Regions from separate parts of the Homo sapiens genome. Here region 2 is linked to region 1. Evidence: chromatin loops called from intact Hi-C (ENCODE). Cell type or tissue: endothelial cell of umbilical vein. All regions are shown on one strand. Each heading gives the region's core, and the rest is flanking DNA. Links, peaks and the distances in the headings are about the cores only.

Region 1 (2,919 bases), core at 147-2,646:
TTACCTTTTGTCAGTGGATCTCTGTGTGGCTTGGAGAATTCATTCAAAGTTCCAGATTTTTATGAGTCTCCAGTCTGTCCTGAATGTGAATGTGTATGCAGCCTTGTGCATACCTTCTAGACCACCAGACACATGTGGCAGCTTTTCAAGACCCTCTTTAGTTGTATCATTACCTGGATTTCCATGTTAAATTTTTGGCAGGCCTGTTGGCCTATTGCTTGTCCTAACCAGTACTGCAACCTCAAGCTAGCTGCAATTTTGGTCTTCCATGATTGTCACTGAGATAACTCTTGTTTTCAACAACCCTGGGCATGGAAGTAAAGTCAGTCACCCTCTGCTGCCACGCCATTCCCTCCCACAAGCCCCACCCACCTGGATAGAACTTCCTTACCACAACCGCAGAGCTGGAGGTGAAGGGGCAATGCTAAAACACTACAGACTTCCACTGTTCTTTCTGAGAACCAATAGACTTTCTTTTTTTTTTTTTTAGACGGAGTCTTGCTCTGTTACCCAGGCTGGAGTGCAGTGGCGCGATCTCAGCTCACTGCAACCTCCGCCTCCCTGGTTTCAAGGGATTCTCCTGCCTCAGCCACCCGAGTAGCTGGGACTACAGGCTCGCGCCACCACGCCCTGCTGATTTTTTGTATTTTTAGTAGAGACGGGGTTTTACCGTGTTAGCCAGGATGGTCTCAATCTCCTGACCTGCCCGCCTTGGCCTCCCAAAGTGCTGGGATTACAGGCGTGAGCCCACGCCCGACCACGGATGGACTTTCTTAAATTAACCCTTCTCAATCTGTTGTATGGCTTTGGTCAAATTTCCAGTCTTTAAATGACTGTCTTTGGCAATTTTGTCTGGCTTCATAATTGTTTTGGGAAAAGAGGATTTGCTGAGATCTGCACTCAGCCATTCCACAAGTCCTGCCCACTTGCAGCAATGAGTTTTTGTGGGCACAAAGCAAACAGTATACACTACAATATTTCATGGAAGGAACTGAGGCCAAGAGAGAGGAAGTGCTTTGTCTAAAGTCCCACAGCAAGTCCATGGTCGAGCTAGGACCAGAACTACTCCCTTGCCCCTGCCAACAAACCAACTCTTTCTTCTGCCTTAAAGGGAAAATGTAATGGCAGCCACATATCCACTAGAGGGCTCCCCATACCAGGCTTCTCACCCAGAAAGCAGAATGATATTGCAGGAGACTTCAAACTGGACTTCATTTTCTTTTGCCATAAGCCCAGGGAAAGCAGTAGGGATATCCCCCACCATAAATCCCGGAAGCCGGTAGTATACAGAAGAGGTTGAGTGCTACGAGTTGGGAAGACAGCATGTGAGTGATGTAGATGGATACAGAGGAGCAGAAAGCAGCCAAGAGAGTAAGTGAAGAAAGGCAAAGTGGAGGAGAGCTCTTTCTCGTCCTTTGAAGAAGACTAAAAAGGAACAATAGCAAATAGTATTTTCTTTGTGATTCAGATAGTAATAAGACTATATTGCTTTAAGCAGATGCCTCTGTCTTCATAAATGGCAAAGGATCAGAGAAACTGTTTTAAAATGTTCATAAGAAAGTCTGAAGTTTAAATATTTTGAAGCTCATTTTAAAAAATCAAGTCAGGTTCAACATTTGCATGTGCAGATGCAGGTAAACAGTTAAATTGCCTTTAATTTATAATTTAGGTATATACAGATTTTTGATTCATAGATTGTCTAATTATTTTTTCCTTTCAGACATAGGTAAATGAGAGAGGAAGAGAAGTTATTTAGCCTAATTTCTTTATATGAACATATGTGCTAAGCTGAGGCCATTTCTGCTATTATACACACATGACACAGGAGACCCCATAGGCCCATCCTCACTGTTACAGTAATCTAAGGACCATTACTATCTAAGTCCTGACACTGGTCAGGAAGAAAAACAGAAATGCCCATGGACAAAAGATGAACAAGAAGTGAAGAACAGGCGCCAGAGCTCAAATCAATCCAACTCAGGCTATTATTTCTGGCATTGATCAGGGTGAAGGAAATGGCAGTAACAGTAAGATTATGGGACAGGTTTTTCTGAGTCACTCCAGAGGGAAAGCCACTTGACACGTTATGTTACTCTTGAACTAACCCCTGATTCCATCTCACTCTACCTGACCACAGACCCCAATACCTTAGAGTCCTAACCAATGCCTTTCACCCACCATCCACCATATCTAGTGGAGGGCAGGGCTCTCAGAGTCGGCCAAGCCAGCTGGACGGTCACGTCTGTTCTTTGTAGGAACATGCGGTCCGTTCTTCACCATCCCTCCACCTTGGACATATTTCCCCACCAACCAAATAGCCAGTTACTTCCCACTCAACATGGCTAGGTCATTCCCTATGACAACAAACAAGCAATCAATCAAATCCTTGTTGTTGTTTCCTGGAAAACTGACAGCAAGAAGATAACCCAATTCATTGTGAGGCCAATCTAAGCCAGAAGAAAGCTCAGAAAACCCAAGTTCTGTTCATCAAGGATGTCGAACAAGCTTTGTGGTACAGAAAACAGAAGGCTCAGGGATTGGAGAAGGAAAGAGGAGGGAATTTTGGAATTTTAAGTATTTTCTTTTGCATTTTAATACTCTCTCATCTGCAATATTGCCACTGGATGAGGTAGTAAGGTATAAAACTAAATGGGATTCACAGAGACTTAACAGTTATCCACTCTCTTGTTAAATTTCCTCCCACTGTAAATCGATTATATTGAGTATTGATTCTCAGCCTTGGTTACAAATTGAAATCGCCTGTGGAGCTTTAAAAAGTTCAGATTGGTCTGGAGTATAGCCTGGGTGCCAGAGTTTTAAAAGCTCCTTAGGTGAGTTTAAGGTGCAGCCAAGGTTGCGGTTATACTGGGGTCTTTTCTACAGTCCCATCCTTCCCTTTTTCTTTTCTTTAACATCTCT
Region 2 (2,919 bases), core at 113-2,612, 440 kb before region 1:
TTAGATCTTAAGAGTAGAGACTTTAAGAATAGGATTCGTGCCCTTGCATGAGAGCCACAAATAGCTCTCCAGCCTTCTGTCTGCCATGTGAGGAGACAATGAGAAGACAATAGTCTTCAACCTGGAAAAAGGCTCATACCAGAGCCTGACCAAGCTGGCACCTATCTCAGATTTCCAGCTTCCAGAACTGTAAGAAATCCATTTCTGACTTTTATAGGCCACCCGTATATTGTATTTTTATGGTAGCAGCCTGAACAGACTAAGGCCTGTTGGCTTTACTTTCACAATGGAAACCAGTCTTTTCACTCCTCATTCTCTGCTGCTTCCTTTCTAATTCAAGCTACCATCACCGCTCCTCCGGACCCGTACAGTCATCTTCCAGCTGGTCTCCCTCCTCCATCCCTGTCTTGTACAATCCATCTTCCACCTAGAAGCCAGAATGGTGTTTTAGAAACCTGAATCCAAGCATGTTATCTCTATGTTAAAACTCCCTAATGCATTTAAAAATCTCCACAATCTGGCCCGCGTTTACCTTTATCTGACACCACTCGTGTTGATTTTTTTTCTTTTTTGAGATAGAGTCTCACTTTATCACTCAGGCTGGAATGCAGTGGCTCGATCTCGGCCACTACAGCCTCCACCTCCTGGGTTCAAGTGATTCTCCTGCCTCAGCCTCTTGCTGTAGCCGTGATTACAGTGCATGCCACCAAGCCTGGCTAATTTTTGTATTTTTAATAGAGACGGGGTTTTGCCATGTTGGCCAGGCTGGCCTTGAGTTCCTGGCTTCAAGTGATCTGCCCGCCTCTGCCTGCCAAAGTGCTGGGATTACAGGTGTGAGCCACCGCGCCCAACCTCGTGTTGATTCATTTCTTGTTATTGTCTTTTCCTTTGCCCACACTTACCCTCCTCTCCCCTTAGAATGTACACCTTTGAGAGAAGGGACCTTGTTTGTCCCAATCATAGAGACAGAGCTGTGCCTGGCACTTGGTGGATGCTCAATCAATATGTTTACAATGCAAATGGCAGAGAAGAAATTTAGGCAAGCAACCGTGGGTTTTCTGTATTCAGTTCTGATACCGACTTTCAGTTCTTTTCACCAAAGAATTGGCAAGAGTCCTGAGCCAGGTGCTGGAGGGGATGATTGGGACTTCTCTTCCAGGCTCTGCAGATACCCTTTTGCATGTCCCAATATTGTTCTTTTCACACACCGATCCATGCCTTGGTGGCTCTTTTCACATACAGCTTTCATTCTTGCCAATGTAGTTATGCAACGATTGTGTCAAGTACTGGAACATTCCACTAGAGGGCAGTAGAATATAGTGTTCAGAGTTAGGGATCTGAAGCCATTGACTGCCTTGCCATCTATTCCCTTCCAGGAATCATTTTGGAGAGAGGGCAGCGATCATTTTGAACCATGATGATATGAGGGCAACCACCTAGGGATGGTAGAAGAGCAAGCTGGATCAAATGGCCATATAACACATAAATCACTATGGTTAAGAACTTAGTACCCCCTGCCATTCCTTCCTGCCCCCTACAGGTAGGCTGCCTGGGTTAAAATAGGAGGGGGAGGGAGGAGATGTACATTACTGCTGCTCACATCCCATTGTCCGGAAAATACTGCTTGCTGAGGTGTCATATGGCTACACTTTCCTATAAGAAAGACTGTGAAATGTTGCATTTTTTCTTGGTGGCCAAAAATCTATTATGGAAGAATGGGAAAATGAATATTGGAAGTTAACTGGCAATTTCTGCCACAAATTCTTTTTTTTTTTATTATTATACTTTAAGTTCTAGGGTACATGTGCACAACGTGCAGGTTTGTCACATATGTATACACGTGACATGTCGGTGTGCTGCACCCATTAACTCGTCATTTAAATTAGGTTTATCTCCTAATGCTATCCCTCCCCACTCCTCCCACCCCACGACAGGCCCCGGTGTGTGATGTTCCCTTTCCTGTGTACAAGTGTTCTCATTGTTCAGTTGCCACCTATGAGTGAGAAGATGCAGTGTTTGGTTTTTTGTCCTTGCAATAGTTTGCTGAGAATGATGGTTTCCAGCTTCATCCATGTCCCTACAAAGAACATGAACTCATCCTTTTTTATGGCTGCATAGTGTTCCATGGTGTATATGTGCCACATTTGCTTAATCTAGTCTATCATTGTTGGACATTTGGGTTGGTTCCAAGTCTTTGCTGTTGTGAATAGTGCCGCAATAAACATACGTGTGCATGTGTCATTATACCAGCATGATTTATAATCCTTTGGGTATATACCCAGTAATGGGATGGCTAGGTTGAATGGTATTTCTAGTTCTAGATCCCTGAGGAATCGCCACACTGACTTCCACAATGGTTGAACTAGTTTACAGTCCCAACAACAGTGTAAAAGTGTTCCTATTTCTCCACATCCTCTCCAGCACCTGTTGTTTCCTGACTTTTTAATGATCGCCATTCTAACTGGTGTGAGATGGTATCTCATTGTGGTTTTGATTTGCATTTCTCTGATGGCCAGTGATGATGAGCATTTTTTCATGTGTCTGTTGGCTGCATAAATGTCTTCTTTTGAGAAGTGTCTGTTCATATCCTTTGCCCACTTTTTGATGGGGTTGTTTGTTTTTTTCTTGTAAATTTGTTTGAGTTCATTGTAGATTCTGGATATTAGCCCTTTGTCAGATGAGTAGATTGCAAAAATTTTCTCCCATTCTGTAGGTTGCCTGTTCACTCTGATGGTAGTTTCTTTTGCTGTGCAGAAGCTCTAGTTTAATTAGATCCCATTTGTCAATTTTGGCTTTTGTTGCCATTGCTTTTGGTGTTTTAGACATGAAATCCTTGCCCATGCCTATATCCTGAATGGTATTGACTAGGTTTTCTTCTAGGGTTTTTATGGTTTTAGGTCTAAGATTTAAGTCTTTAAT

Evidence for each region. Peaks named below come from ENCODE experiments on the same cell type or tissue, not always from the same donor. Only the 100,000 strongest peaks of a DNase experiment are listed, where the experiment ranks them.
Region 2: it touches region 1 in a loop (8-fold over the local background); 6 of 110 quality-filtered maps call a loop at or near these places.

The regions. Positions count from the first base shown.
Region 1 is chr11:63,477,852-63,480,770 of GRCh38, forward strand. All of the region lies in intron 3 of PLAAT5 (phospholipase A and acyltransferase 5), which reads right to left. Among named protein-coding and RNA genes, the nearest start is that of PLAAT5, 12 kb to the right of the region's middle. In endothelial cell of umbilical vein, for the core only: a CTCF peak has its summit at 1,141 (motif pointing right); a DNase peak (open chromatin) is centred at 1,180; H3K27me3 peaks cover 196 bases.
Region 2 is chr11:63,034,553-63,037,471 of GRCh38, forward strand. No RefSeq gene overlaps it. Among named protein-coding and RNA genes, the nearest start is that of SLC22A8, 20 kb to the left of the region's middle. In endothelial cell of umbilical vein, for the core only: CTCF peaks have their summits at 1,325 (motif pointing right) and 1,526 (motif pointing left); a DNase peak (open chromatin) is centred at 1,339.